Regions from separate parts of the Homo sapiens genome. Here region 1 is linked to region 2. A link is an interaction called in ENCODE POLR2A ChIA-PET data of the cell type or tissue named here. Cell type or tissue: MCF 10A. All regions are shown on one strand. Each heading gives the region's core, and the rest is flanking DNA. Links, peaks and the distances in the headings are about the cores only.

Evidence for each region. Peaks named below come from ENCODE experiments on the same cell type or tissue, not always from the same donor. Only the 100,000 strongest peaks of a DNase experiment are listed, where the experiment ranks them.
Region 1: POLR2A ChIA-PET joins it to region 2 with 5 read pairs; 2 of 35 experiments call an interaction of 5 or more read pairs at or near these places.

The regions. Positions count from the first base shown.
Region 1 is chr1:93,451,883-93,468,359 of GRCh38, forward strand. The region is part of intron 1 of FNBP1L (formin binding protein 1 like); the gene reads left to right. Among named protein-coding and RNA genes, the nearest start is that of FNBP1L, 12 kb to the left of the region's middle. RefSeq lists enhancers at 2,808-3,327, 3,328-3,846. In MCF 10A, for the core only: no CTCF peak of the experiment used is centred there; no DNase peak of the experiment used is centred there.
Region 2 is chr1:93,326,948-93,343,424 of GRCh38, forward strand. CCDC18-AS1 (CCDC18 antisense RNA 1) reads right to left here. Exons shown (of 9, transcript NR_034089.1): 2 at 13,511-13,563; 3 at 12,702-12,732; 4 at 12,410-12,589; 5 at 10,430-12,327. Among named protein-coding and RNA genes, the nearest start is that of CCDC18-AS1, 11 kb to the right of the region's middle. RefSeq lists an enhancer at 2,205-2,314. In MCF 10A, for the core only: no CTCF peak of the experiment used is centred there; a DNase peak (open chromatin) is centred at 11,664.

The DNA of each region.
Region 1 (16,477 bases), core at 5,310-13,309, 120 kb after region 2:
ATTGTGATCCGCCCGCCTCGGCCTCTCAAAGTGCTGGGTTTACAGGCGTGAGCCACCGTGCCCGGTCTTCATCATATTATTAACTAAATGCATTTGACAAAGCTTATATCTTTTTGGAAGAAACTGAAAAATGTGGGTTGAGTGATAGATTAGGTGGATAATTTATGTATTATCCTCAGTGTTAACCTTTTAATACTTTATTATCTTGGCTTCATAACACTTTATATAGCACTTAAATTTACATTGTAAGTGACTAGATTGTCCTTGAGTGTAGAAAGGCTGGATTCATCTTTGTTTTCACTGACCAAGACAATGCTTGTAGGTGATCATGCATGTTTTGCCCAATTGCATTAATAGTTGATTGCATTACCCAGAGTATTGATTACTAATTAGCAAGTGTATCTTTAGGGTTCTGAAGGCCTTTGTAGATGGTGATAGGTTAGGTGATCTGGATAACAGCTCAAGAAAGTCTAAAGCTGAAACCAAAATTATAAAGTTAAGTTTTACTACTTGGGTTAAACATTTTTGTCAAGTAAAATGGTAAAAGGATGGGGAAGAAAAGACCTACAGGTAATTTCTGGTGAATTTACTTGATTGATAGCTTGGTAATGTGACTGCCTAAATAATTGGTGAAATCTTAGGCCACATTAATAGATTTATCTGTAACAAAGGAATTGGGTCTCATAGTCTACTGGTTAGACCATATCTGTAATATATATGTATATTTTTAGAGATGGGGTCTTGCTATATTCTCAGGCCAGTCTTGAACTCTGTGCTCCACAATCGTCCTTCCTTAAGCTCTCAAGAAGCTGGGACTGTCTATAATATTGACTTTAATTTTACTTCACATTTTTTGGAGGGTGCTTGTCTAGAGGAGGTTGACAAAGAAAATTCATTATTAATGTAAACTGAATTGCTTCTCCAAAAGTAAATGAAAGGCCGTGAAACTGCTGTAGGAATTCAGTTTTGTTTTAAAAATACAATAATTTTGTGTCTATTATTTGGGAAGCACTGTTATGTTTGGTGAGATTTATGAAGGCTTATGATATTGGCCCTGCCCTGACAAAAGGTAGAGTTGCTTTGAGATGATATAACTTTACTGTAAACTCCAAAATACTTCCCTACATTGATACCACTGCCCAGAATGCCCTCTGTTGACCAATTCCTATCAACCCCATGCCTCCAGACTACCCATTCTGGATATTGTCTTATGGGACTACCACCTTATATTACGGTTATTATAGTTATTTCTTGTGTATTCAAATCTTAGGGAAATTGTCATGGTATAAATACTTAAATATCTTACATTCCCTTTTGTTGGTAGAAATTGTTGTGTTCAACATTGTATTACAGACGTTATTGCTATTAGTTAAGGAGGATGAGTGAGAGGTATCAAGATATCTGTTTATGTCACCATTCCATAATGACTATAATAAGTTGGAAGCTAGAGAGCTGCCTCTAACCAGTATCTCCTTTGCATAGCCACTCATACTCCATTTACTTCCATTTGCTTGCTTTCTTTGCCTTTTTCTTAAAATATTTGCTCTCTCTCCTTCCCCCACCCTATAAACCTATAAAATATGATTTTGGCTGGAAACTTTAAAAAAACCTATTCTACCAACTTTTTCCTCTGTCAGCTAGTTTGTAGAGAGGAAATAGTAAGAGAAATAGTAATGGCTTATAAATGTCAAATACCTTCTGTGTATATCAACAAGTGCTGTCTTATTTAATAATCTTCAATCTTTAAACATTTTCACTTCAATAGCAAAAAAAAATCTGTCTTGGGGAATATATCTATAGAATATTAAAAACTGGTAGGAAAGGTTATGTAAAGGTTTTGTTCTATAGAATGTGAAAGCCGTTCCATATTTCAGTTCAGGCCATGTCTATCTAATACACCTGAAACACGTAAACAGGACTGATGCTTGTTCATTCAACAGATGTTTATTTCATGCCTATTATGGCTTCAGCACTAAGCTAGGCTTTGTGGGGCATACTAAAAGAATCAATTAGATATCAGCATGAGCCTCAAAGCAACCCTAAAACAACTAGAAAGTAATAGATGGACTTTAGGGCTATGAAAAGTGACTTTTCATTCTAGGTATCACAGGAAAATCTTTAGGAAGACTGTCATTTGACCTAGGTTTTGGAATAAGAAGGGTTATGCAGGTGGGGGTTCCTGACAGGTTCCTAGAGGGCAGATATTGTGTCTTACTCATTGCTTATTCATTGTCTGATTCATTGCTGTATCCTGCCTGGATTAGCCTGACATTAGTAGGGTCTTTAATAAATGTTTGTTGGACTGACCTGAGTCTAGTGTTGCGTTTGACTTGAATTTGAGTGCACAATGTCTGAAAGTAGTGATGAAGGGTAGACTGGAACCAGGCAGGCAAAGAGGTTGGTCTGGCTGATTGCTTGATTCATGAACCTCTTGTGTGTGTGTATGGGTGTGTCTGTGTGTGTGTGTGTGTGTGTAGTTACACATTTGTATATAATCAAACCACTTTTCAGACCATTTAAAAATTCACAGAAGAAAATCTTAGTTTATTGGTAGAAGGGATTACCTCTTGCTTCTGAATACTTTGGTGGCAGGAGGGGAATACCTCTGGGTTTTAGAAGATGAAAGTGTATTTATTTTAGCGCCGCTGCAAGAATATTTGAAGGATGTTATTTCCTTTAATAATATGTTACTAATTTGAAATTAGTTTTATTTTTAAATATATATTATTACTACAGCTCGTTTATATTGTTTTTTATTTTCCCTTTATCTGTGACTGTATACTGTAGGCCCTCCATATCATTTGATTTCCACGTCTGTGGATTCAACCAACCATGGACTGGAAATACTAATTAAAACAATCATACAACAATAAAAATAATACAGATCTAAAAACAATACAGCATAACAACTATTTACACATATCATTTACATTGTATTAGGTATAAGCAGTCTAGAGATGACTTAAAATATATGGGACGATGTGTGTAGGTTATGTGGGTTATGTGCATATACTGTGCTGTTTTATTTTTATTTATTTATTTATTTATTTATTTATTTATTTTTGAGACGGAGTCTCGCTCTGTCGCCCAGGCTGGAGTGCAGTGGTGTGATCTTGGCTCACTGCAAGCTCTGCCTCATGGGTTCATGCCATTCTCCTGCCTCAGCCTTCCGAGTAGCAGAGACTATAGGCGCCCACCACCACGCCTGGCTAATTTTTTGTATTTTTAGTAGAGACGGGATTTCCCCATGTTATCCAGGATGGTCTCGATCTCCTGACCTCGTGGTCCACCCGCCTCGGCCTCCCAGAGTGCTGGGATTAGCGGCGTGAGCCACCCCACCTGGCCTGTTTATTTTGCTGGAGTGCAGTGGCACAGTCATAGCTCACCGCAGCCTCAAACTCCTGGGCTCAAGCGATCCTCCTGCGTCAACCTCTCAAGTAGCTAGGACTCCAGGCATGTGCCACCATACCTAGCTAATGTATCTTTTGTAGAGACAAGGTCTCGCTGTATTGCTCAGTCTGGTCGTGAACTCCTGGCCTCAAGTGACTTTCCTCCCTCAGCCTCCCAAAGTACTGGGATTACAGGCATGAGCCACTGTGCCTGGCTCTATGCCACATGCCATTTTATAAGGGACTTGAGCATCCATGGCGAATACCAATGCTGGTGGACAACTATATTTTTACTTCTATATCAGTTTAAATATCAGTGCTTTTTCTGGAGGTGAGAGGGTGTTCACTGGGAAAAATGCAGTTAGTTTAGATCCCCACTCTTCTGCTTTAATTCCTAGTTTCATGAGCTGATTTATGTACTAAGAGTATTCTAATAAGAAAATATTTTAGAATATTTGAAATATCACCTTCTAATTGATGACAATGATAAATGCTTTAAAACTGCAAATTGTGCTTTAAAAATAATAAAAGTAATCTGTTAGTGTTACAGATAATTTTAATATTGTCATCTGTGCCTTTCGGCATTTTCCTTTTTTTCCCAAAATAAGTTGTATTAACTTCTATGATTGGTTTTACAGAATTTTCATTGACTAGTTCTTTGAAACCTCTTTTATACTATAGGGGGATGCCGTCGGGCATTGTGAGATGTTATCTACCTGGGCATGGGGGTACACCCCTCTAGTCTCAACTATTTGGGAGGTTGAGGCAGGAAGATCGCTTGAGCCCAGGAATGAGTCCAGCCTGGGCAATATAATGAGACACTATCTCCAAGGAAAAATAATGTCTGACTGCTTTTTGTAATGTGGGAGTCAGCATTTAGAATCTGTATGGAGCCCAAGAAAAAAAATCTCTAATAACAAGGATAAAAGTTTATGTAAAGTGTCCATGTTGAATCCAAATTAGTTATTCATGTTTGGCAATTGGGGCATTTTTTCCTTAAGTTCTTGATAAATAACTAATCAGCAGACTTTACAAATATCTCATGAAAGACGGGAAATACTAGTATTTGTATACTTGTTATAGTTTGAAAAGAATCAGTGTATAGAGTGAGATTTTTCTATTTTTGGTACATCATAATTTTGTTGTTTTTAGGGAGTAAAGGATATCTGTTTTGTTTTTGCTGTGTCCTTGCTGCACACCCAATTTATAGAAAAGGAGCCAGGTGCAGCTGCTCATGCTTGTAATTCCAGCACTTTGGGAGACCAGGGTGGGTGGAGCTCTTGAACCCAGAGAAACCAGCCTGGGCAAGATGGTGAAACCCCTTCTCTACCAAAAAAAAAAAAAAAAAAAAAGCAAAAATAAGCTGGGCGTGGTGGTGGGCACCTGTAGTCCCAGCTACTCAGGAGGCTGAGGCGGGAGGATCACCTGAGCCCAGGAGTCGAGGCTGCAGTGAGCTGGTATCTGCCTCTGCACTTTAGCTTGGGTGATAGAGCAAGACCCTGTCTCAAAAAAAAAAAAAATCGTTGCTTTTGGGGGAGTATTTACAGGGGATGACAAGCCACTGAATCCCTCTATTGATTCAACAAATTTGAGTGCTTAATATATGCCAATTGCTTTTCTTTCTTATCTTTTTTGAGACAGGGTCTCACTTCCATAGCCCAGGCTGGAGTGCAGTGGTGCCATCACAGCTTACTGCAGCCTCGACCTACCTGGCTCAGGTGATCCTCCATCCTCAGCCTCCTGAGTAGCAGGACTACAGGTGCTTGCCACCACACCCAGCTAATATTTGTATTTTTTGTAGAGATAGCGTTTAGCCATATTGCCCAGGCTGGGATCTTCTGGGCTCAAGTGATCCATCTGCCTCAGCCTCCCAAAGCACTGGGGATTACAAGTGTGAGCCACTGCGTCTGACCTCCAACCACTATTCTGAATTGTATCACCATTGATTACTTTTGTAGGTTTTAAAATTTCATATAAATGATACCGTATGGTAAGTACTCTTTTGCACCTTCTTCCTTTTTAACATCTGTTTTCTTCCATTTTGCATCTTCTTCCTTGGTATCTGTGAGACTCATCCTTCCGTGGTTAGTTGCAATGTTCTATTTTATGTATAGAATTTGTGTTTTCTTCTGCCATTTGCTTGGGGTCATTACTGGTCTGGGACTACCTTAAACTAGTTTTAAAATGTGCAGTTCCCTTGTGTGGTTGTTGGATTTTGATTTTTTTCCCCTGTATCTCTTGCTAGACTAGCAAAACAGTGATTCTAATTTTTCAAGATTGGCAAACATCCTCAGGGCAAGAGTAGCTTATGTGCTCTTTTACCTTTCTGGATTCTCCTTTTTACTTCACGTTTCTTGGCTTATCTTTGATGATTTAAAAATTTTGATATATATTTTATCCAGATTTTTTATTAAGTTAAATAGTGATAGTTGACCCAGATAACTTAGCCCACCATTACTGGAAACAGGAATTTATTTTTTATTTTATTTTATTTATTTTTTATTTCATTTATTATTATTATTATTATTAATTTTTTTTGAGATGGAGTCACACTCTGTTGCTCAGGCTGGAGTGCAGTGGCACGATCTTGGCTCACTGCAAGCTCTGCCTCCTGGGTTCACACCATTCTCCTGCCTCAGCCTCCCGAGTAGCTGGGACTACAGGCGCCCGCCACCACGCCTGGCTAATTTTTTGAGTTTTTAGTAGAGACAGGGTTTCACCGTGCTAACCAGGATGGTCTCGACCTCCTGACCTCATGATCTGCCGCCTCAGCCTCCCAGAGTGCTGGGATTACAGGCGTGAGCCACGACGCCCGGCCGGAAACAGGAATTTCTTATATTAAGTTTTTAATTTTTGCTATTTTGATTTCTAAGAGCTGTGTTTTTTTGGTTTTGTTTTCTGAATGTAATTTTAAAATAGCATCTTCTACTAGTATCTTGGAGCAATATCTTCTCTTAGTTCTTTTTATAGATCAAAGACAGGTTTTTGAGGAGGAAAACTGGATATCCACATGCAGAAGAATGAATTTTTTGTTTTTAGATAGAGATGGGGTCTTACTGTGTTGCCCATGCTGGTCTTGAACTTCTAGGCCCAAGTGATCCTCCTGCCCCAGCCTCTCAAAGTGTTGGGATTACAGGCATGAGCTACCGTGCCCAGCCCAGAAGAATGAAACTAGACCTTCATGTCACACCATATACAAAAATCAACTTAAAATGGCTTAAAGACTTAAACATAGGACCTGAAACTGTAAAAATACTAGAAGAAAATATAGTTCCATGACATTGATCTGGGCAGAGATTTTTTAGTTATGACTCCAAAAACACAGGCAACAAAAGCAAAATGGACAAGAGGGATTACATCAAGCTAAAAAGCTTCTACACAACAAAGGAAGCAGTCAACAGAGTGAAAAGACAGCCCATGGAATGGAAGAATATTACAGTAATCCACCCTTCAGTTTTGCTTTTTGTGGTCAACTGTGGTCTGAAAATATTAAATGGAAATTTTCAGAAATAAACATTCACATAACTTTTATTACTATTTATTGTTCTAATTGTTCTCTTTTATTATTAGTATTGTTGTTAATCTCTTACTGTGCTTAATTTATAAATTGAACTTTATGGCAAGTATAGAAGTATAGGAAAAACAGTATAGACCCATATAGACTTTGGTACTACACGAGGTTTTAGGCATCCACTGGGAGTTTTACAGTATATCCTCTGTGGGCTGAGCATGGTGGCTCACGCCTGTAATCCCAGCACTTTGGGAGGCCAAGGTGGGTGGATCCCTTGAGGCCAGAGATATGAGACCAGCCTAGGCAACATGACAAAACACCGTCTCCACTAAAAATACAGAAATTAGCCAGGTGTGGTGGCATGCACCTGTAATCCCAGCTACTCCAAGAATTGTTTGAACCCAGGAGGTGGAGGTTACAGTGAGCTGAAATCACGCCACTGCACTCAGCCTGGGCGACACAGTGAGAGAGACTCTGTCTCACAAAAGAAAGAACAGAATGTATCCTCTGTGGTTAAGGGGGGACTACTATATTTGTAAACTATGGGTCTGAAAAGTGGTTAATACTCAAAATATGTAAGGAACTCAGACAACTCTAGCAAGAAAACAACTTGATTAAAAAAATGGGCTGAGGACCTGAGCATAAATTTCTGGAAAGAAGACATGTAATTGGCCAACATGTATATGAAAAAATGCTCAACATCTCTGATCATCAGGGAAATGCAAATTAAAGCCCCGATGAGATACCACTTTACACCTGTTATAGGACTGTTACTAAAAAAAGGAAAGATAAATGTTGGTGAGGATGTGAAGAAAACGGAACCCTTGTACATTGTTGATGGGAATGTAAATTAGTGCAGCCATTATGGAAAACAATATGACAGTTCCTCAAAAAATTAAAAATAGAATTGCCATATGGCCTAGCATCCCACTTCTGTGTATTTATCCAAAGGATAGGAAATTAGTATGGTGAAGAGATACCTGCATCCACTTTCTTTGCAACATTATTCACACTAGTCAAGATACGGGATTGCTATGATTTGAATGTTTGTGTCCCCTCCAAAATACAAGTTGAAGCTTAATCTCTAATACAAGAGTACACATTAAGTGCCCCTTCTCTGAAATGGTTGGAGAAGACCAGAAGTGTTTTGGATTTCAGATGTGTGTGTGTGTGTGTGTGTGTGTGTGTGTGTGTGTTTTTGGGATATTGAAATATTGGCATTATACTTATCAATTGAGCATCCCAAATCTGAAAATCCAAAACCTGAACTGCTCCAATGAGCATTTCCTTTGAGCATCATGTTGGCACTCAAAAGGTTTTGGAACATTTCCGATTTTGGATTTTCAGATTTGGGATGCTCAATCTGTTTTAAGCAGTGGGGCCTTTAAGAAGTGATTAGTCTGTAAGGGCTCTGCCTTCATGGATGGGATTACAGCCCTTATAAAAGGACTTGAAGGAGAGAGTTCACACTTTCCATTCCTATTTGCCCTTTTGGTGTGTGACGACATAGCACCAAGGCGCTGTCTTGGAAGCAGAGAGCAGCCTTCACCAGATACCAGTTTTCCTGGCACCTTGATTTTGGACTTCCCAACCTCCAGAACAATGACAAATAAATTTCTGTTCTTTATAAATTACCCAGTCTCAGATACTTTCTTTTAGCAGCACAAATGGGACTGAAACAGGAGGCAACGTAAATGTCCATCAGTGAATGAATGGATAAAGAAAATATCTGTTTTCACAGTGGAATACTACTCAGTTCTTAAAAAGAAGGAAATCCCAGGCACATGTTTTCAGGATCTCCTGTGGGATGTGTCACAGAAAAAAAAGGAAATCCGGTCATTTACGATAACATGGATGAACCTGGAGGATTTCATGTTAAGTGAAATAAGCCAGGTACAGAAAGACAAATATCACATAATCTCACTTACATGTGGAGTGTAGAAAAGTTGAACTCATAGGAACAGAGCAAAATGGTCGTAACCAGAGGCTGGGTGTGGGGAGAAGTGGGGAGATGTTTGTCAAAAGACTTAAACTTTCAGTTATGCAGGAAGAATAAGTTAAAGAGATCTATTGTACATCATGCTGACTACAGTTAATAATGTATACTTGAAAGTTGCTGTAAGAATAGTTTTATATCATAAATATATATAATTTTTACTTGTCAATTAAAAATAAAAATAGGTTTTTTATGTTTAGTTTTCTTATCTTTGCATAATATCTGTAACCTCCAAGTTTGCATTTTTTTCTTTGTCGGTTTTGGTTTCTGTCTTTCATGTTAGAGGCTTTCCTCAAGTATTTTATGATTCCAGGACTCTGGAAAGATGTCTGTTAAAATTAGGGCATACTGAGCTCTGATATGCTCTGCCTGTAAATTTAGAGTTTGGATTGTTTGAAGTTTTTGATCCTTTTAAAGGAATTTTGCTTGTTTACGCTGGAGTGTTCAGATCCCTTTTTTCTTTTCCAATCCTTTTGTGAAGGCCCAGGAGGTATGCAGGGTCTTCCCAGGGTAGAAGCAAGTTGAAGTGTTGATGTCACATATACCATTGCTGTTTATGGTGTTGGGAGCACAGTTTGAATTTTTTCTTAATCAGGTGCTTAAACAAATAGCTTGTCTTATGTAACAAGAAATTTGGAGGTAGGCCGTCACTGGCGTGGGTTCACGAGATCAACACTCTCAGAGTCAGCATATGTGCAATTGTTTTGGACTTTCCTTTGTAGTTATAAGGTGATAGTTGCAGTTCTAACCATCGTGTTTGTATTTAAGGCGCAAAAAAAAAAGCAGGGAACAACATCAACAATGTTTGCCTCTTTATCACAAATGCAAAAGCTTTTCTAGAAACCCTACAAAAAACATCTCCCTTATTCTCACTCTCCAGAGCTGGGTGCATTGTACCTGAACAAAATTAGGATTCTGTTAGGAAGAAGAGGAATAGGTATAAGGTATGCCAAAGCAAAGAATATAAGATCTCTGTCTCCAAGGAATTAATGATGGCTTTGTAGAGGGAAAACAAATATGTGGATATTTGAATTATTACATGGGAGTTAAGAAAAGGATAATAATACAAGTAACTGATCTGACATTTTAAGAAGAGATGACATCTTAAGGGATCTCACAAAGCCCACCATCATTTTAAGAGGCCTGTTAGTGAAGGACTCGTGTGTCTTAGCTGGACTCTATGGACCACTTCTTACTTGTCACACATCATGCCATGCTGACATCACCTGCCAGAATGGAAGGGTGTTTTGAGCAAGTATCCAGAATTGATGGGCAGTGCATGGTGGAGTTGACCTGACTCAAGACAGATGAGAAGATACTTTAGGGACTGAGGAAAGAGTCATGAAACAAAAGGCCAGAAATTTATTTTGTGAGTAGAAGATTTCCCTGGATGTTGGAAACAAAGATCTATATTTAACCCAAATCTCTTAGTCACCTAAATATAATACCAAGCTATAAATTTGTCTACAGAGAATAAGAGGCCATCAGCCTGGAGTTACTTTTTTTTTAAATTGATAGACTTTATTTTTTAGAACACTTTTAGATTTACTTAGAAATTAAGCAGATATTTATTATTCCTTCTGCCCCAGTTTCTCCTATTATTAACATCCTACATTAGTATGGTACATTTGTTATAACTAATGAACCAATATTGATACATTATTATTAACTAAAGGCCACAGTTTATTAAGGTTTCCTTAGTTTTTACCTAATACCCCTTTTTTTGTTCCATATTACATTTAGTTGTATGTCTCCTTAGACACTTGGCAGTAACATTTTCTCAGACTTCCCTTGTTTTTGATAACCTTGAAAATTTTGAGGAGTACTGGTCAAGCATATTGTAGGATACCCCTCTATTGGAAAATGTCCGATGTTTTTTCATGATTAGACTGGAGTTAATGGGTTTTGGGGAGGAAGACCATATGCCATTTGCATTACATTATTTCAAGGGTGTCTGTTATCCACAGGATTTTATCACTTTTGGCATTGATCTTGGTCACCTGGCTAAAGTAGTGTTTATCAGATTTTTCCACTGTATTTTTTTTTCCTCCTTTTTCTATACTGTACTCTGGAAGGAAGTCACTATGTATAGCGAAAACTGAAGGAGAGGGGAGTTATGCTCCCCTCCTTTATGATAAAGTATCTACATAATTTATTTAGAGTTCTTTTGCATAGGAGATTTGTCTTTTCTCCTCCATCTATTTATTCATCAATCATTTATTTATATCAGTATGAACTGATGGATATTTGCTTTGTACTTTGAGTTATAATCCAAGACTACTTCATTAGTTTTTTTGCTCAGATTATTTCAGCTTTTGACTGTTTGAGCTCTTTCGGTTGGCTTTTGTGTCCTTTTAACACACTGCCATCAATAAGGATTTTCTTTTAAAGCGCTTCCTTACTTTCTGGGACTGTAAGATATGTGATCCAGGCTCATTTTGTGCATTTCCTGCCCCAAACCTAGAATAAGCCATTTCTTCAAAGAGCCCTGGTTCATTTTGTTGTAGAATAGTGTTAGAAACAGATCTGGGTGCTGGGTATGCTCATTGCTACTGCTGTATCATTTCTTTTAGGACCTCTTAGCTTAACAAAAAATACATGTTTGTATATTAACCTGTGTATAAGATGCTCCTTAGGATGGGGTTGTGTTCCAATTAACCAGTTGTAAAGTTGAAAAACCATAAGTTGGGGACCGTCTGTGTACATATTTATAAATATTTCCTTATGTAACCATCTGTATTAAATCTGAGTTCTCACTGATGCCTCCAAATCTAATCCATTACCACATCTATCTTTCTAGCCTCCTTCCTTGCTTATCTGTAAATTCCTACTCCAGTGATTTTCTCTGCCTGCCATCCATTTGCTTAATCGTTTATTTCCAGTATATATGTATTGCAGTACCAGAGTTGTTAACCCATATCCCTGTGGGAAACAACTCTGTCAACTGGAGTACAGTGATTATGTGCAGTTCCTTTGCATTTGGTTTTAGGCTCTTCGTTTCCAGAGTTACTTACATCACCTTTTCTCATGCCCTTCAGTGAGTTTGTTTCATACATTTGTAAAACAGATTCTCCTATCACATTTTACATTCTTTCCTGAGATTCTGTGACCTAAATGATTTTTTAAACTTGCATACATTAACTTTCATTCTTCGTGCTGTGAAGTTCTGTAGGTTTTGACAAGTGCATAATGCCATGAATCCAAGATTCCAAGATCATGTAGAATAGTTTCACTACCCTAAAAATCCCCTGTGGCCTACTTCATACCCATAAGGGTGGCTACCATGAGAACAACAGAAAATAAATGGTGTTGGCAAGGATGTGAAGAAATTGAAACCCTTGTGCACTTTTGGTAGGAATGTAAAATGCTACTGTGCTGTGGAAAGCAGTGTGGTGGTTTCTCCAAAACTTAAACATATGATTCAGCAATTTCACTTCTGAGCATATACCCAAAGAATTGAAAGTAGGGTTTTGAACAAAGATTTACTGAGTAGCTACAGTACATACGGATCTTCTCCTTGTAATTGTAAAGATATGTACAATTTTCTCTAATTTATGCTTATTCAATATAGGAACCTTAAATCTGGTATACTATTTACTAAACACAATATTTGTATTCTGAAAATTGCCTCTATGTTTCTATCATATGTCTCTGGAATCCCAGTTACATGTTTGTTGGATCTTCTTGCTCTATCCTCCACATGAATAAAACATTCATTATTTATATTTCTCTACTGTGTTCTGTTTTCTTTTTACAGATTTTTTCAATAAATTTTATGATAAATTATGTTAATTGGTTGTTTGACATGTTTCCAATTTCAATCATAATATGTTGTTTTCTTTTCTACAAGTACTATTTTGTTCTTTTCCAAACAGTCAATTTCTTGTTCTTTAATCATACTTTCAATAGCAGTCTTTAAACATATTAAACATAATTATTAAATTATTACCTAATAACTTAAATACCTAGTTTGATGTTATTGCTGTCATTCAAGATGTGAGCTATTTACTTGTGGGTTTAGTGATTCTTAATCAGAAGTTCATGTTACTTTAAATTTATCTGCAGGAACCATTGAGGCTTGAGTATAACATGTGTTCCTCCAGAAATGATTTCTATTACTTCTGTCAGGTACCTTGGGGATGATACCAACCCAGAATCCATATAAGCAATAATTTTGACTTGGGGGTTTCTCAGGGCCACAATAGTCATAAGATTTAGGCTACATAGCTACATAAGTAGAAGTTTGAGGCTAAAAATCATCAGGGGAAACTTTTTCTGTTCCTCTCAAACTAAGGCTGAGAGAATTATGCATATCATGGTTTCATTTTGTGGGGTCAGGTTTTTCTGTTTTGCTCTGAGAGAATGTTACCCTTTGGGAGGCCCTGTTTCAGTGTCATGAGGGTTGTCTCTTTTTTGGGGGGGGGGGTTCTTTTTTATTATTATACTTTAAGTTCTAGGGTACATGTGCACAACATGCAGGTTTGATACATAGGTATGCATGTGCCATGTTGGTTTGCTGCACCTATCAACCCATCATATACATTATGTATTTCTCCTAATGCTATCCCTCCCCCAGCCTCCCACCCCCCAACAGGCCGCGGTGTGTGATGTTCACCGCCTTGTGTCCAAGTGATCTCATTGTTCAATTCCCACCTATGAGTGAGAACATGTGGTGTTTGGTTTTCTGTCCTTGTGATAGTTTGCTCAGAGTGATGGTTTCCAGCTTCATCCATGTCCCTGCAAAGGACATGAACTCATCCTTTTTGATGGCTGCATAGTATTCCATGGTATATATGTGCCACATTTTCTTTATCCAGTCTATCATGGATGGACATTTGGGTTGGTTCCAAGTCTTTGCTATTGTGAATAGTGCCACAGTAAACATATGTGTACATATGTCTTTATAGTAGCATGATTTGTAATCCTTTGGGTATATACCCAGTAATGGGATGGCTGGGTCAAATGGTAATTCTAGTTCTAGATCCTTGAGGAATCGCCACACTGTCTTCCACAATAGTTGAACTAATTTACAGTCCCACCAACAGTGTAAAAGTGTTCCTATTTCTCCACATCCTCTCCAGCACCTGTTGTTTCCTGACTTTTTAATGATTGCCGTTCCAAATGGCGTGAGATAGTATCTCATTGTGGTTTTGATTTGCATTTCTCTGATGACCAGTGATGATGAGCATTTTTTCATGTGTCTGTTGGCTGCATAAATGTCTTCTTTTGAGAAGTATGTGTTCATATCCTTTGCCCACTTTTTGATGGAGTTGTTTGTTTTTTTTTCTTGTAAATTTGTTTCTTTGTAGCTTCTGGATATTAGCCCTTAGTCAGATGAGTAGATTGCAAAAATTTTCTCCCGTTCTGTAGGTTGCCTGTTCACTCTGATTGTAGTTTCTTTTGCCATGCAGAAGCTCTTTAGTTTAATTAGATCCCCTTTGTCTATTTTGGCTTTTGTTGCCATTGCTTTTGGTGTTTTAGTCATGAAGTCTTTGCCCGTGCCTATGTCCTGAAAGGTATTGCCTAGGTTTTCTTCAAGAGTTTTTATGGTTTTAGATCTAACATTTAAGTCTTTAATCCATCTCGGATTAATTTTTGTATAAGGTGTAAGGAAGGGATCCAGTTTCAGCTTTCTACATGTGGCTAGCCAGTTTTCCCAGCACCGTTTATTGAATAGGGAATCCTTTCCCCATTTCTTGTTTTTGTCAGGTTTGTCAAAGATCAGATGGTTGCAGATGTGTGGTGTTATTTCTGAGGCCTCTGTTCTGTTCCATTGGTCTATATTTCTGTTTTGGTACCAGTACCATGCTGTTTTGGTTACTGTAGCCTTGTAGTATAATTTGAGGTCAGGTAGCGTCATGCCTCCAGCTTTGTTCTTTTTGCTTAGGATTGTCTTGGCTGTGTGGGCTCTTTTTTTGGTTCCATATGAACTTTGAAGTAGTTTTTCCAATTCTGTGAAGAAAGTCATTGGTAGCTTGATGGGGATGGCATTGAATCTATAAATTACTTTGGGCAGTATGGCCATTTTCCTGATACTGATTCTTCCTATCCATGAGCATGGAATATTCTTCCATTTGTTTGTGTCCTCCATCTCCTTGAGATGGAGTCTAGCTCTGTCGCCCAGACTGCAATGCAGTGGTGCAATCTTGCTCACTGTAACCTCCGCCTCCCAGATTCAAGCTATTCTCCTGCCTCAGCCTCCAGAGTAGCTGGAAGTACAGGTGTGCGCCACCATACCTGGCTAATTTTTGTATCTTTAGTAGAGATGGGGTTTCACCATATTGGCCAGGCTAGTCTTGAACTCCTGACCTCAAGTTATCCACCCGCCTTGGCCTCCCAAAGTGCTGGAATTACAAGCATGAGCTACCGCGCCTAGCCAAAAGTAGGGTCTTAAAGAGATATTTGTCCACCCGTGTGTATAGCAGCATTATTGACAATAGCTAAAAAATGGAAGCAACCCACTTGTTCATCAGCAGATAAATGAATAAACAAAATTTGTTATACACATACAGTGAATATTATTCAGCCTTGAACGAAATTCTGACACATTCTATAAAACATGGATGACTCTTGAGGACATCATGTTAAGTGAAACAAACAGGTCAGAGAAGGACGAATATTGTACAACTCCGTTTACATGAGGTACCTATAGTAGTCAAAATTGGAAAGAAGGAAGTAGAATGATGGTTGCCAGGGAATAGGGGTTGGCAGGAATGGGGTTATCATTTAATGGGTATAGAGTTTCAGTTTTGCAAGATAAAAAGAATTCTGGAGATGGTTGGTGGTGATGGTTGTACAACAGTATGAATGTATCCCAGGACCACTGAACTGTACACTTAAAAATGGTAGAGCCAAGCATGGTGGCATATGCATGTTGTCCCAGCTACTTAGGAGGCTGAGGTGGGAGGACCATTTGAGGCCCGGAGTTTGAGGCTGTAGTGTGCCATAATTGTGCCTGTTAATAGCCACCGTACTTCAGCCTGGGCAACATAACAAGACCCCAGCTCTTAAAAAAGGTAGGCTTGGCGGTGTGCGCAATAGTCCCAGCTACTCTTGAGGGTGAGGTGAGAGGATCACTTGAGTTCAGGAATTTGAGTTCAGCCTGGGCAACAGAGTGAGACCTTGTCTCTTTCTAAACAAAAGTTAAGATTGTAAATTTTACATTATGTGTATTTTACCACAATAAAAAATTGCTTCTCTCCTCCCCACAATTCCTTTGTGCTTGCCCTAGTCATCCCCTCTTCCCGTGTAACCACTGATCTTTTTACTGTGACTTTTCATTACCTCAGAAGGAAAGCTGTTGCCCATTAAGAGTCACTCCCTTCTTCTCCCTCTCCTCCAACCCCAGCCCTAGGAAACCACTAATCTTCCTGTCTCAACAGATTTACCTATTCTGGACATTTCATATAAATGGAATTATAGCATATGTGGTCATTGGTGACTGGCATGTTTCAGTTAGTTTAAATGTTTTCAAGGCTCATGCATACTGTAACATGCATTACTTTGTTCTTTTTTTTTTAACTGAATAATATTCCCTTGTATGCATATACCACATTTTATTCATCCATTCATCTGTTGATT
Region 2 (16,477 bases), core at 7,012-15,011:
CTGCACTCCAGCTTGGGTGACAGAGGGAGACTCTGTCTCAAAAGAAAAAAAAAAAAGAAATACAAACGTAAGCCAGATAGACATAGTCCCTGACCTTACACAGCTTACTCTCTTAAATAAGCAATCACAATAAAATTTGGTAGGTTCTTAAAAAAGAAAAGATGAAATATAGATAGGATTGTTAGATAAAATATAGGATGCTCAGTTAAGTTTGAATTTCAGATAAATAATGTATAATCTATTAATTACTATAAATATGTCCCATACAATCTGGAAACTCTATCAAAGTTCAGAGCAGGAGCTTCAAAGTTAGTCCAAGAAGATAATAAAAGGCTTCCTGGAGGAAGGGACATTTAAACTGAAACCTAAATTTTACCTTATGTGCCAAGTTCTTATCAATGGCATTTCTAACTAGAATTTAATTATTTCTGCAAAATGCTTTCTGCTCATTACTGGGGTGTGGCCTTTGTCTCTCTCTCTCTCTCTCTCCAAAGTGTTCTTCCCATAATGTGAAGAGGAGAAAGATCTTTTAAATCTTTTTATATAAAAGAATAATTTACAAGTTACAGATGCTCCTCAACTTATGATAGGGCTAAGTCCCAATAAACCCATCATAAGTTGAAAGTGTCCCTAAGTAGAAAGTGTACTTAATACAACTAACCTACCAAACATCATAGCTTAGCCTAGACTACCTTAAACATGCTCGGAACACTTACATTGCCTACATTTGGGCAAAATCATCTAACACAAAGCCTATTTTATAATAAAGTTTTGAATATCTCATGTAATTTATTTAATTTTGTACTAAAAGTGAAAAACAAAACAATTGTGTGATTACTAGAAGTACGGCTTCTACTGATTGCATTTTGCTTTTGCAACATTGTAAATTCAAAAACTCCTCAATCAAACCATCTTAAATCGGGGACTGTCTGTAGAATCTAAGCTGAAAACTCCTTCTCCCCATTGGACAGAAAACAGTTGCCACATAACTTCCTGTGTAACATTATTAAGTATCCATCCAGATTAGAGTAGCTCAAGGTTTTAAGATTGTATTCCTTTATGCCATACTAATTTAGGCCACACAAACTATTAATTGTTGGTGTAATTTTCCAAATGAATTATTTTTGTGTATTTTCCAAGTAAAGTACTTTTGAGATTTAATAAAAAGAACTGGCCTTATGTTGATATACTGGAAATGCTATCCCAGCTTTGTCCCTGCCTGAGTCTTTTCCATCCTTCTCTGCCTTTCTTCCAGTGCAATCTATGGCTAATGTGCATTACAAGGCCAGATGTTTCTGGGGAAAACTACAAACAAACAAACCCTTGCTACTTGTCAATAAGTGGTACTACAAATATCAGAATATACATCTATATTTTTTAGTGATAGATTATTTGAATCAGTCCATTTATTAGCATTTAAATTTGTTACCACCAAATCAGTTGAGCAAGATGTTAAGGGGGTGAAATAAATTCTTTTGGACAAACTTGGTCGTTGTCACTTGTAGAGAAAGACAATTGCTTATTTTTGTAGCAACTATTGTCACAGACAAAAACAAAAAACAATACTTCTGTCAATTCCCTTTTAGTCTGAGTTTCAAGGTCAAGAGATGCATCAAGAAAGTATATCTGTGTAACTACAGAAAATCACATCCCTGACTGCCCCAGCACAAGGCCTAGGCTGTTTCAGGCAGTTCCTCTCTAATGATACTGCATTCCCAGAACATTTAAAAATTATTCTTGAGAACTACAACCAAGAAATGGTGGTCGGGGGGAGAACTAGGTCAGTCCAGAGTCACATGGAGAAGTGTCTTCTAGACACTTTTTGGAATATCTTGATGGCTCACAATGAACCCATTAACTGGTCCCCTCAGCTATGGCAGAGCTGTGTACAACGTCCCCCATCCTCCCTCTGGCCAGTGACTGGACTGGAAATAGGCTGCTGACTCAAGCTGAGCAGAGTCCCTTCCCAAGGAATCTGGAAGTGGGGATGGGAGCAGAGAGAGTGTGTCTTTCCATGTGGTTGGAACTGTAAAAAGTAAATATGAAAGCTGTGGCTGCCATCTGCCAGCTGCCATATGGCTTGAATAACTGAGAAAGCCAGATGCTGCAGAAAAAAAATGAACTGAGAAACAAAGTAAGCTCTCTCTCTCTGAGTTCCTGCTGATATTTCCATTTCAGTGTCAGCTCTTTTGACACCTGGTTGCTTGCATTCCTGCCTTAGCTTCGTGAGATGCTTCTATTTTCTTATGTTTCCCCTTTTCTACCTAAAACAGTTCAAAGTTGGTTTCTACTCTTGATAAACAAACACCCTGATGAATCCTGAAGGCTAGGCATTGTCCCCACCAATCTCTGGTGAGGCAGTTGTTTATCAAGAGTTGCCCTGTGATGTGCACATTGCTTTCTCCTTAGCAAGGTGTTCCACTCATCAGTCCTGCTAGGCAAAACAAATGAGAAAAGATGCACGAAGCAGAGTGGGAAGAACTGGACACAACTGAGTTGAAAGCTAACCATATTACTTATTTGCTGTTTGACCTTAAACTAGTTTCTTAAGGTCACTGAGCCTCTGCTTATTTACATATTCACATCTGCCTTGCAGGATTGATTAAATGAAATAATTTATGTCAAAATGAGATTATGGTTCTTGGAGCAGTAACTGTAATGATATTGTCACTTGGTATCCATGGACACATTTAAGGCTCTCTTCCACAGGAAGCAATGAGATAAATATTTAGACAGTTTTCAATTTTTCTGCTATTAACAGAATTCTGCAGTGAACAACCTTGTAACTAAATCTTCAAGCACACTTTTTTTTTTTTTTTGAGCCGAGTCTCACTCTGTCGCCCAGGCTGGAGTGCAGTGGCGCAATCTCAGCTCACTGCAACCTCCGCCTCCCAGGTTCTAGCAATCCTCCTGCCTCAGCCTCCTGAGTAGCTGGGACTACAAGGGCCCATCACCACGCCTGGCTATTTTCTTTTGTATTTTTGTAGAGATGTGGTTTCACCATTTTGGCCAGGCTGGTCTTGAACTCCTGACCTCACATGATCCGCCCATCTCGGCCTCCCAAAGTGGTGGGATTAGAGACATGAGCCACCACACCCAGCCAGCCTCTTGAGTAGCTGGGACTATAGGCACATGCCATCACACCCCAGCTAATTTTTGCATTTTTCATAGGGACAGGGACTTGCTATGTTGCCCAGGCTGGTGTCAAACTCCTGGCCTCAAGAGATCCTCCAGCCTCAGTCTCCCAAAGTGCTGGTATTACAGACATGAGCCACCATGCCCAGCTGTGATGTTTCTTTTTAAAAGGAAATTGCCAGCCCTTCAGGGCCTCTCTTTCTCCCTTCCCACAGACTGGAACTCAAACCCAATTGAGACCATGTAAATGAGGACAACACCTTAGGGAATGGCAAAACAAAGACTGAAGTACTTTAGGACCCTGAATGACTGCATGGAACAGAACCCTGCTGGAGCCCGAAGCACTGACCTCTGACCTCTTACCTCTGACATGAGATGTCTCTTTGCTACAGAATCTCAGTCTTATCTTAATAGCACAGGGGGGTCAATACATCTTTTATTAGTTACAGTAAGGCACTTTGGAGTACTAATTAAGTTTTATACAATGAGCAGGTTAGGTATGACTTGACATCATCCGTAACAGCCAAAATGATGTATCCTCCACCTACATGTTCCAGTATTTCATTTGTTAGTATTATTCATACCCGCATAAAGAAAATTTTCCTTCCTTATAAAAGTGCAGTGGTTTCAGTGCTAATCATTCCCTGCTTCCTCTCCACAACAGTTCCTTCAGTGTTAATGCACGGCATCTTAACTGACAGCAAGCTACTGAATTTCAGGTATATTGCTGACCTAAGCGGATTTAAGCAAACAGTGGGTAGTTCTTTTGTTTATTTCCAAGTCTGAACTTGCAGTTGATTATCTGCAAATATTTTGTAGGATTATAGGTAGATTTCCAGAGTTAAATTAGTTGTATAATACATTATGGAGACTACAGCCTAATTTTTTTTTATAGCCTAATTTTTATAAAAGTAACTCCCTTAGTATTGCAGCAAGCTCAATGTTAACTGCTTCTCCCATATGGTCACTTGTGGATGCTTATATTAAACTGATGCGCTTTCATTATACATTAATGTTGGCTAACGTGACAGCCTCTAAGTAATCCAGATTACATATGGATGACTCTGGAAATAAAGTGAATATTGAACATTCATGCAAATGATTTCTAAATAGATGTTTAATATATTCCTTGCTTATGTAAATTAAATTGCTTTGTGATTAACACCTTCTTTGTTCCCCTTCTCTCAAGGATCATAGAGTTCTGTGCTTTCTATTGTCCAATGTCTGAAAACAGTTGGTTTTATTTACTTTATTTAATTTTATGGCTATTTACTGGGGGAAGGTAAATTCACTATTCTGTTATGGCTGAAACAGAAGTCTCTCGGAAACTTCGAATCCTTTTTTTTTTTTTTTTACCCTAATGCTATATAAGAATTGCCTTATATTAAGTAAATATTCAGGAATAGAGACAGCCCTAAGAACTGGGTCATGTCACTAGCCCTCTTCAGTTGCAGTTCACGGATCCTCCACCTTGACAATAACCATGATTCTATCCATTTCTCCTCCCTTGTCTGCTGCTACCACCAACTCCTCAGCACCTCCTCTATACATGCATTGCAAGCTTTCTCCTTTCTCATAACTTTGGTATGCTGAAGATTTATACTGGCCTTTCTCTATGAATCCTTTCAGCTTCAACTTCAGCTCTGTATTGCACATGGGAACTCTTGAAAAGACAATCTGATCCTGTCCCTCTCAGGGGAGAAACTTTTGGGCCACAGCTTTTTTCTCAGCTATAGCAAGGAAAGCAGATAGGGAAAAGAGGTGAGTTGGTCACTATGTGCAGAATATGGCCAATCAGAGAAGTTCTGCTAAAGGAGCAAGCAGGTGTGGCAGTTGCTGAGATTTGCCTATAGCAGTTATTTACTTACATGTCTATGTCTCCTAATTTTAAGCTTTTTGAGGTCAGGTGCCATGTTTCAGGTATTCTTCAATGCTTAGTGCCCAGCACATTGCTTGGTACATAGTAGGTTCTCAATACATTTTACTGAATGAATGAATGAATTGATGAATGGCTATCTTGGCTCCCCAACTAGACTGTTAGCCCCCTTGATTGGCCTCAGAGTAACATAGATCCTTAAAATGAACAAATTACAAGACTACTTTGGGGATTGTTTTAAGAAATCCTGTTTAAAAAATAATTGAAATGCTAGCCAAAGTGTTTTTTGATTTTGCTTTAATGATTTTAATTAGTATCCAACATCAATTCTTAATCTGTATACAACAGTTCTGGAGTGACCTGGATAACAATTTGTTTGCTCATACACCTTAAGTACTCCCCAAATAGAATGTATAAAAGTACTAATTTAGATTGGTTTTGTGTAATCTGTGAATAAATAATATTTTACAGCAGTTCTCTGGGTAATGAGAGTCACTCTGTACAGATAGTAGGTATGTACTTAAATATTTATACATTTCCCTCTGAGCTAGTAAGTCATTGACCCTGAAGCTGGAATGAGGCTGGTTTGCACCTTGGAAAACTTAATCGTTCCCATGGTAACACAGAGACTCTTGCCTACCACTTCTTCCCACATCTTTGTTATATTTAAAGCAAGAAATTGTTATTTACTTCATATTTGATATGTTGATACAATTTTCAGGGCACAAATTCCTAACCTCAGCCATTCTTGTGTATAAAATATTGCCATAGTAACAATAAAAAAACTGATTATAAGTAATAACTTATGAACTGAAAAATGATCTGTCAATTCTATAGCATTTTAGAGTTCAAAAAATGTTCCCTCAATTTTGCGACAATTATCAAGATGTTGGGATTAAAAACATATTTAACCAACTAGTGAACTAATGATTCTTACATATTTTGAAAAGACAACTACTAAGTTACTTTACATGTTTAAATTTAAAATATTTTTTGCTTATCAAAAAATAATTTCTGTTCATTATAGCAAAGTTAGAGAATAAAGACAGGCAAAAAGAACATTTAACAATCCAGTAATCTCCATTTCCCATGGTTATTATGTCTTTTCAGTATCTTTTCAGTGTGTGTATATGTGGAGGTGATGTGGCGATGGTGTTGAAGAGAGAAAGAAAGAAGCTCATCTCCCAATAAATTTTGTTCTGTATTCTGATTTTTTAAAACTTCATATATGCCGGGCATGGTGGCTCACGTCTGTAATCCCAGAACTTTGGGAGGCCGAGGCGGGCAGATCACGAGGTCAAGAGATCAAGACCATCCTGGCCAACATGGTGAAACCCTGTCTCTACTGAAAATACAAAAATTAGCTGGGTGTTGTGGTGCGTGCCTGTAGTTCCAGCTACTTGGGAGGCTGAGGCAGGAGAATCGCTTGAACCTGGGAGGTGGAGGTTGCAGTGAGCTGAGATCGTGTCACTGCACTCCAGCCTGGCGACAGAGCAAGACTCCGTCTAAGAAAACAAAACAAAACAAAAACTTCATATATTATGAACATCTTTTCAAATATATTAACTATAGTGTCATTTTTATTGGTTGAATAGTGTTGATGTTTGGTTGAAGGAATTTACCATACTTTAGTTAACCAGTCCTCTTTTTGTTGGTCATTTTCATTTTTCAGTTTTTCACCAATATCAAACATATACCAAAAAAAGATAAAGAAAAAAGAAAGAGAGAGCAAAGAAGGGAAAGAGGGAGGGAGGAAAGAAGGGAGGGAGGAAGGAAGGACACTGCAATGAACATCTTGTGGCACACATTATTAATTACCTTCTCTAATACTGAGTATTATCTTTAAAAATAATCCTTACCAATTAGATAGGCAAAATGGTATTTTAATGTTGCTTTGATTTGCATCTTTTATTATTGATGGAAATGAAAAAAAAATCTTTGCTGACCCTTTTCATTTCTTCTTTTCTGATTTACCAGTACAAGTCCTTTGCCCATTTTTCTGTTTGGCTATTTATCTTTTCCTTACTGATATGTAAGACTTCCTAATTGTTAGTCCTTTTTTTTTCTCTTTCCATTTGGCACTTGCCCTTTTTCTTTTTCTTTTTTTCTTTTTTCTGAGACAGGGTCTCGTTCTCACACTGTTACCCAGGCTAGAGTGCAATAGTGCAATCATAGCTTACTGTGGCCTCAAACTCCTGGGCTCAAGCAATCATCCCATCTCAGCCTCCTGAGTAGCTAGGACTATAGGCACACGCCATTATGCCTGGCTTTTTTTTTTTTTTTTTTTTTTTTTTTTTTTTTTTTTTGGAGAGATGGGGGTCTTGTTATATTGCACAGGCTGGTCTCGAACTTCCCCGCCTCAAGTGATTCTCCCATTTCAGCCTCCCAAAGCTGGGATTACAGGTGTGATCCACCATGCCCAGCCTGCCCTTTAATTTTTTGGTGACTTCTAAAGCACAGTTTTTAGTTTTTTAATATTTAAAAAATAAATATTTTACTTAATGTTTCACATAATATAATCCCCCCTCCCAAGACTATACAAGTTTTTCTTTATATTTTCTTCTCGTAAGGCTATGGTTTCATTTTTATATAAAATCTTTAAAATCATCCAAATGCATGAAAGTCACAATAAATCACTAGAAATTTATTTTAGAACATGGTGTATTTTTTCCCTCCAAACAATTGGCCAATGACCCTTTCATTTATTGTATAGTTTATATTTTCCTCACTGATTATAAATGTAACATTTTAAAAAAAGAGATGGGGTCTTGCTATGTTAGGCTGAAGTGCAGTGGCTATTCACAGGTGCAATCACAGTGCACTAAAACCTCAAACTCCTGTGCTCAAGTGATCTTCCCATTTCAGCCTCCTGAGTAGCTGAGACTACAGGCTTGTGCTACCATTCCCAACTTGAATGCCACTTTTATTATCTATCTACTTGGGTCTGAATAACATTGAATTTTAATGTGAAAATACAAAGATGCCCCACGTATCTAACCATTTCCCCTCTGTGTGTGTTGCCTGGGACCTCTTCAAAAGCTGTTTTTAATCAGCTATTGTGTGGAGGGAAAATAAGGTTTCATTTCAAATGCCAAAAAGATACTGAATGAATCTCTTTAAAATTAAATCAGAAAGTGTTATAAATATTTTATAACAGTGTCATTGCTAATGCAGACTTGTATTGTGAGATATTATAATCTAAGCTCTTTTATTGCTATACATCTGGGCTATGATGGCTTATATTTTATGATCATATTTTGCTCATTAAGCCAATAAAATATTCCTAATTAACTATGGGTGATATATGCATTAATTATATATTTATTATAATTACTCAGGGGCTAAGTATTATTTATGAATTTAAAATGATCAAGGCCGGGCACAGTGGCTCACACCTGTAATCCCAGCACTTTGGGAGGCCAAGGTGAGCAGATCACAAGGTCACGAGTTTGAGATCAGCCTTACCAACATGGTGAAACCCGTCTCTACTAAAAATACAAAAATTAGCCGGGCGTGGTGGTGCGCGCCTGTAATCCCAGCTACTCAGGAGACTGAGGCAGGAGAACTGCCTGAACCCGGGAGGCGGAGGTTGCAGTGAGCCGAGATTACACCACTGCACTTCAGCCTGGGTGACAGAGCGAGACTCCATCTCAAAAAAAAAAAAAAAAAAAAAAAGATCAAACACATTTTGCATACATGGGTACCTGTATGTGACCAGCTGGTAGATCTTAAAGCCAAATGTATTGGTTCATGTTTTTCCAATATAATCAATATAATTATACCAAAGAAATAGAAATCGATTTTGTTATCCTTTAAAGCTCCCAATACTAGAAAAGCATCTGCGTAGGTTTAAGTTGTGCTTAAGTTGTTCCTTTCTCCCAAATACAAGAAAATCACAAAGATACATATTTCTGTTCTAAATATAAACAGTAACCCTAATTTTAGTTTTAATAAAGACGATAGGTTTGATGGTGAATGCCATCATGGTGAACTGGTATTTAGACAGTGACTTTCTCAATCACTTTGCCTGTAATTTAACCACATGCCACTTGCCATCATATGCTCCTGAAAATACTATAATTGGTCACTTAATCAATGTACTAGCTCATTGTAGTAAATGTTGGCCTTAACCCATTTATGCCAGAGGTTGCAAATTTTTTTGTGTGAAAAATCAGACGATGACCTTGAGCATAGGATATAAATAACTCCCACAAGCTTAGCATTCCAATAATGGAACATTAGGAATAAATAGGTTTTAACCAAAACAATGACTTAGGTCAAGTTACATAACCAAGCTTATAAAGGTGAATTTGCAGAATTTTATATTAGGTCATTTCAAAGATACATGTAACTCACTTTTCTTCCCATATATACATTCCAATAAGACATTTCAGGCATGTTTTGGTGCATTTGATAGACGTCAAAAATAATACTTGCTGTCAAAAAACAGCATTAAATCCTGTGTGAGCCTGACTGAAAAAAGAGCTACAATGTGATTACCAAGAAAATGGTCTGCGAATTGCTTGGGCAGAATCTCTAAAGCCTGTTCTTTTCCCAGTGCTCATTTACAGTGAAGAAAACAAACCAGGTGGCAGGGGAATTTAACTTGAAAAGAGGCTTATTTTCCCCTCCCGAGACACAAATTTGATTTTATCTCTTGGCTCATATTACAAAGTGTGGCTGTTCTCCAAATTAGCTGGAGGATGATTTTTAAAAAATGTTTCTCACTTCCTTCCCCTTAATCATGCTTTCTACAGTGTATTGAGAATATCTACCTCTTCATCTCCTCAAGTCTCTCACAGATCATTTCTCATTTCGCCGCCTTCTAACTTCCTGTTCTGTCACAAAATCTCTTGATCAATTCTCTCTACTTTTCTTGTAAAATCCCAACTTTATGTGCTAGGCTTAAAGCCACCACCATTTTTAGAAATCCGCTTATCACATGATAAGCATCATGCCTCCACAAAGGGTATCTCTATTTTTCTTTTCTTTTTTTTTTGGAGACGGAGTCTCGCTCTGTCGCCCAGGCTGGAGTGCAGTGGCGTGATCTCGGCTCACTACAAGCTCCGCCTCCCGGGTTCACGCCATTCTCCTGCCTCAGCCTCCCGAGTAGCTGGGACTACAGGCGTCCGCCACCACATCTGGCTAATTTTTTGTATTTTTAGTAGAGAGGGGGTTTCAACTGATCTTGATCTCCTGACCTCGTGATCCACCCACCTCGGCCTCCCAAAGTGCTGGGATTACAGGCGTGAGCCACGGCAACCGGCCCACAAAGGATATCTCTATTTCATAAATGAAAAAGACTGAGCTTAGAAAAATTCAGTAGCTTTTTCTCGCTCACAAGACTAGTAAAATTTGAAGAGGAAGAGGAATATGTGACTTAATCCCAGGTATAGAAGGCCCAGGGCCTACACTTACTTTCAATACCAACAATGCAGGGGCAGTATAACGTAACTATGAAGAAGAGTTGTTCTGGAGCCAGACCGCATGAGCTTCAATCCTGGCTTTGTCACCTAAGAGTTAATCTAAATTTTTTGTGTTTCAGTTTCATCATCTGTAAAATATAAACCATTTACTGAACAACTATTCATTGGTTCCCAATCATTCCACCTCAGAGTTGTTCTCTGATGTGCTGTCTTGCTTTTGTTTAATTTGTCACATTTTATGCTGATGATCACCAAGGGCTTAGATGTCTAAAAATGAAGGCTTAAATCACTCTATTAGGAAAAGCCCCCCAATCAGTTGGAATAGTAACTGTAAGCAGGGAAACTTGGATGGGTAGTCATACATACTAGCTATGGCCTCATAAACTGTAGTGAGAATGAGTACTCCACACATATTGCTGGAATGTCTGAACACTGAAAAATTACCTATTCCTCTTCCCTGCCTTTTTTTCCTAAAAGACAAGGTCTTGCTCTGATGCCCAGGCTGGAGTGCAATGGCATGATGATTGCTCACTGCAGCCTCAAACTCCTGAGCTCAATCAATCCTCCCACCTCAGTCTCCTGAGTAGCTACGACTACAGGTGCATGCCACCATGCCTGACTAAATTTTTTTTTTACTTTTTAGTAGAGACAGGGTCTTGAAATGCTGCCTAGGCTGGTCTTAAACTCCTGGCCTCAAGAGAGCCTCCTGCCTCTTTTTTTCCTTTTAAAATAAGAACTATCACTGTTTTCTTCTCCTTCCTTTTTTTTTTTTTTCTCTCTAGCAACTATTGCCACCCTGGCCCCAAAAGTTATTTATAGAGTACATTGGTAGTAATTATACTTACAATTTAGTCCATGGAGTGCAGGACCATGAGGAACTATAGCTAGATAAGATTGTGCCAGAATTAGAAGAATAGACATTTTACTTTCAGAGACCATGACTAAAAGAATATTAACACCAAGATGCTCCTTCCATCAGCTGGATGTACCTTTGGGCTTGGAAAGATGGCAAGTATAGGAGTTGTACTGGAACGGCTGGATCAAATAGGTTGAAGGCATTTTTGTCATTGTACATGTGGGGAAAAGCAACCAAGTAATAAGACACAACAGATATCTCTTAAGGCACCGACACAGCTCACAGTGACACCTCCCTCCCCAGCACAGCGTAAGGGTGGAACAGTAGCAAAATATCTATACACATAACTTGCAGATGAATCATGCCTGAGTAACATGGACGTGGAAATATGACCCAAATTGGGCAAACAGACTTGTTTTCCCAAGAAACTGGAATTTTGATGTGAGATGCATAGAGGGTGAGTTGTTTACAGCCCACCAGGAGGACAGTTTATGGATTCCTACCAGTGAGTTTCCCAGAGTTTCCCTGGTTATTCAACAGTTCCCAAGATTCCATGAGATACCCCAGTATCCTTCCACTAAAGTCAACTTTATGAGCTGCAGTTGTTGTTTGAGCCAGAACCTTAACTACTACACTTCCCCAAATAGCCTTCTCTCATGTTATTCCTTTATGTGTTCCTTTCTCTCCACCAAAATAGCAAAACAGAAAAAACAATTGGGCTTACCAAGAATGCTGTGATATTTTGACTCACTGAGCTTTGGCTGTTTCCCTGCATGAAATTCCCTTCTTCTTCTTCCTGAAACCTTGTTCAAGGATACTTCAACTATGATACTTACCATTGTCAACCCCTAGTTACTTGCTTTGATTTGGAAGGTCGTCCACTGTGCCCTGTCACATCAAAATCATGGCACTTACCATACTGCACTGTGTAGTCTTTGGTTTACTTGCCTGTCTCCCCCATTAGATGGCAAGCTCCTTGACAGCAAGGGCTACTTCCCATCTGACTGTATTTCTCCAGTTCTTTATTACAGTACCTAGTGCCCAGGAGACCCAGTAAGTAAATAGATAAATGAGTAAACAGTTTCTGCTTCAATATGAGAACATGATTAAGCTTACCTGCTTGAGGAATGTGAGGAAAACAGCCAATGTAAAACGGCCACACCCTTTCTAGAGCTGATGACAGCCAACTCGTCCCAAATGTGGAAGTCCAGCGAAAAATCAGCAGAGCCACCTACCCAACCCACAGTTGACTTAGAAGATAATTCCAGAAGAGCTGTCCAACTAATGCAGAGACTCCTAAGAAAAAAGGTATAGTTATTGTTGTAACCCACTGCCCTTTGGGTGGCTTCTTAGGCAGCATTTTTGTAGCAATAAATAACTGGTGCAATATCTGTAGGTTAGATTTTACCTGAGGATCACCAACTTGAGAGCTTTGTTTGCTAAAAAAAAAAAAAAAAGGTTGTAAATCCAAGGATTGCTTTTACAAATCCCACTGTGAATGTGAAGAATGGATATATTTATAAATCAGTAGAAATAATATTTCTCACTACTTAATAATGTTTAAAGATTAGTAGAAGACATTTTTAAAAAGAATAATTTAAAATTAAAAAAATTTACGGGATAATCAAAAGTAAAACCACCAATAACTTCTTTATTCTAGCACACACGTTTGCATTTCTATTGAGCCTTTCTCCATGTACATATGTATTTTCACGTTGTTCTAATAACAATGTTGTATTTAGTTTTAATATTAGAGGAAAATTACCATATTCATATATAATATTCATAAGTATTTTCATGCCTACATAAGTTATTCAAATAGATTTACTATAATTAATCATTGTTTCAATTGTTTTTAAAAGTTAAATTAATATTTTTCTATTACCAACAATACAGCAAATAGTTTTTTCTTCTTTTGGTATTACTTCTTCAGGCAATAGACATTGTCTTTCTTGTTTATTGCCATATCCCCTCATAACCCCAGTAACTAGCAAAGTATATGGTAGACACTAATAAACATTTCTTGAATGAAAGCAATGCATGAATGAGTAAATGGAATTTACAGAAGTAGGCTTTCCAGTTCCATCTGCTTCAAATGCTTTTTAAACAAAATTAGCAGGACTGAATTAGATTCAACATTCACACCATTTGAAAGAAAAATTTATTTGCATCACAATTTAAACTTATCATCTATAGATAAAGAGATTTGCTATTCACCTCAAAATCTGAGTTAGTTGCATAGTTGACCCACAGGAATGTATCAGCTTTAACTGAAAAGACCAAAAAAAAAAAAAAATTCTAAGGTGTTTGTTCATGAACTGTTTGTACAAATATACTGGATATATACCATTTATTCCCAGTTCTCATCCTCCTCTGCAACGCTTGACACTTTGGGCTACTTCTTTTTCTCAAACTTGGTTGGTTGTGTATCTGTTTTTGTGACAATGAATTTACACAACTTCTCTTGCTGTTTCTTTGACCCCTCCTTTGCCCTTGCCTGTGGTCATTCTCTAAATATTTCCTTAGTCTTCTGCTCTTCTCCCTTTGCAATCACTGTCTATAATCACTCACCTATAATTTGGCTTCAACTTGTCCTTTCTGTGAAACATGCTCAGATCTGTATACCTAATCCTGATCACTCCATCTGTGTCTTTTCAATCTCATCCTCCTCCATTTCTTTGAGCTTCATTTTGCTTGTATTTTCAATCTGCTTCTCTTCTCTGGCTCCTTTCCCTTGAGCTACATGTGCCTTTGCAATTCCTCCTTGACCCTGCTTCTTCCTTAAGGTGTTTTCTCATTGCTCCCTTTTCCTTCACCACCAAACTTTTTGAAAGAGTACTCTCTGCTGCCTGGCTCTAGTTCTCCCCCCATTCCTCTTCAGTTCTTTGCATGTTGACTTCCGATCTCTCTTCCTGAACTTTTACTTCAGTAACACTATCTTTGATCCCCTTCCAACAATGCCTCTCTGTGGCATCTCACACTCTTGTAACTCTCTCCCCACGACTTCCTTTACATAATGCTTCTTGGTTTCTATCAAATCTTTCCTCAAATATTTTCTTCTTTTTGCTTTCTGTCTTTGAACATTTTTCAAAAAATTCTACCATCCTTAAAGGTCTTTATCCAGTTTCAAAGTTAACAAATATTTATTGAGTGCCAAGGACTGTCCTGGCTCTGGGGATGCAGAAATAAACCAGACCCTCACTGGCTCTGGGTACTTACAGTCTAGCTTAAACAAACCCTGCTATAGAGGGACTTGTTACATAGCCCTACTATATGATCCCACATCTCCGCTGTCCAACTCTCACTGGATACATCCATTTGGATAGCTATTTCTTTCTCTCCATCCAAATCTACCTCTTCTTACCATCATTGTCCCCACCTCCATTATTATTTAGGCACGGTCCTCGTATCTCACGGTAGATGCAGGCAGAAGCTAAATCCTGTAAATTCTGTTTCCAAATGCCTCTAATTTGTTTCTTTTATCTTATTATCACCAAACTTTCTTTGTTCAGGTCTACATCATTACTATTTTTACAATAGCTTAATAATTAATGTTCTTGTCTCTGTCCATTCCAGACCATCTCACATGCGAACTCAAACTAATCTTTTTAAACATTATTGTTTATGTCATCCCCCTTCTCAAAAATGTTCACTAACTCTTTCCACTGCTTACAAAAGGATCTCCAGACTTCTTAAAATGATGTGGAAAGACTTGAGACTTTGTAGTCAGAAAGCTTGGGTTGCATTTCCAATCTGCCACTTATTCACTCTGTGACCTTGAATAATCTCACTGGGCTTCAATTTTCCCATCCATCAATTGGGATTAATGACTAGTTATAAAGACCAAATACATGTGAAAGTGCTTTATATTTTTAAAGTCCTATAATGAATATAACCTTTTTTCCTTTTTTTTTTTAATTTAGAGATAGTTACCAAATTACAAATAGCTTCAGCTTTGGAGTTAAGTAACAACCTGGTTTGAAATTTCAGCTCCATTACTTATTATCTGTGAGACTTTGAACAAATTAGTAAAACTCTCTGAGACTGTTTTCCCCCCATGTCAAAACACCTATTTTGCATGGCTATATGGAAATTAAATGAAATAGCAAATATGAAAAACTTTTGGCCCAGTGTATAATTCATATCAGGCACTGATCTGTTTTCTTTTTGCCCTAACCTACTTTTCCTGCATCATATACCACTACACCTCTTTACAAACCTTATTAATAGAGCCACTCTAGACTACTTTATTTCCCCAAGCCATACAATGTACTTTTGTGTTTTTTCTTCAGCTACATGCTCTTTCCTTCCCTATCAAAATTGTACTCAATCTTCAAGGTGCAGTTAAAATATCCAGTCCTCCATAAAACCCTTTGTACTCCACAACTAGTGTGTTAATCACTTCTTCCCATGCATTCTTAGCCTGTATATTTTATCACAATATTTATTTGAATCTGGTTTATATTCTGCTTCTCCCACCAGATTATAGGGTCTTCAAGAACAAGGTGGGAGTTATATTCATCTTTATTTCTCCCACATCATAGTCAGGACACTAGACAGTTATTGAATGAATGTAGAAATCAGATGCTGTCTTCTCTTTCCACTTTCTATAGGACACCACTTCTACAAATGCCTGCCCAAACATGTGCAAAAGCAAGCACATCTTCTCTAAACAGCTCCCTTTCAACTCCACTGTTTTTGACAGTGACACTCCCCTAACCCTACTCTGAGGCTAAACTTTTTTTTTCCTTTTCTTGAGGCAGGGTCTCACTCTGTCACCTAGGCTGGAGTGTAGTAGTGTCATGGCTCACTGCAGCCTCAGCCTCCTGGGCTCAAGTGATCCTGCCACCTCAGCCTCCCAAGTAGGTAGGATCACAGGTGTGCACTACCACACCTAGACAACATGAAAAAAAAAAGTTTCATATATATGCATTCTCTCTGAAACTCTTAAAGCTTAATAAGGAGATGTTCTCTTTGTCCTTAAAAGCCTATTTATAATACAGATACATGTAGTGTACTATAAATAACTATTTAAATATGGGCTACAGATTAGCATATTTTATGACATATCACACTGGTATTTATATCCAATTAAATTTCTCTCAGCCACGTATGTAATAAACTAGTTACATGGTTCATTACTAGTTGAAGACTGACCAAGCCTGATAAAGATGATAAAAGACA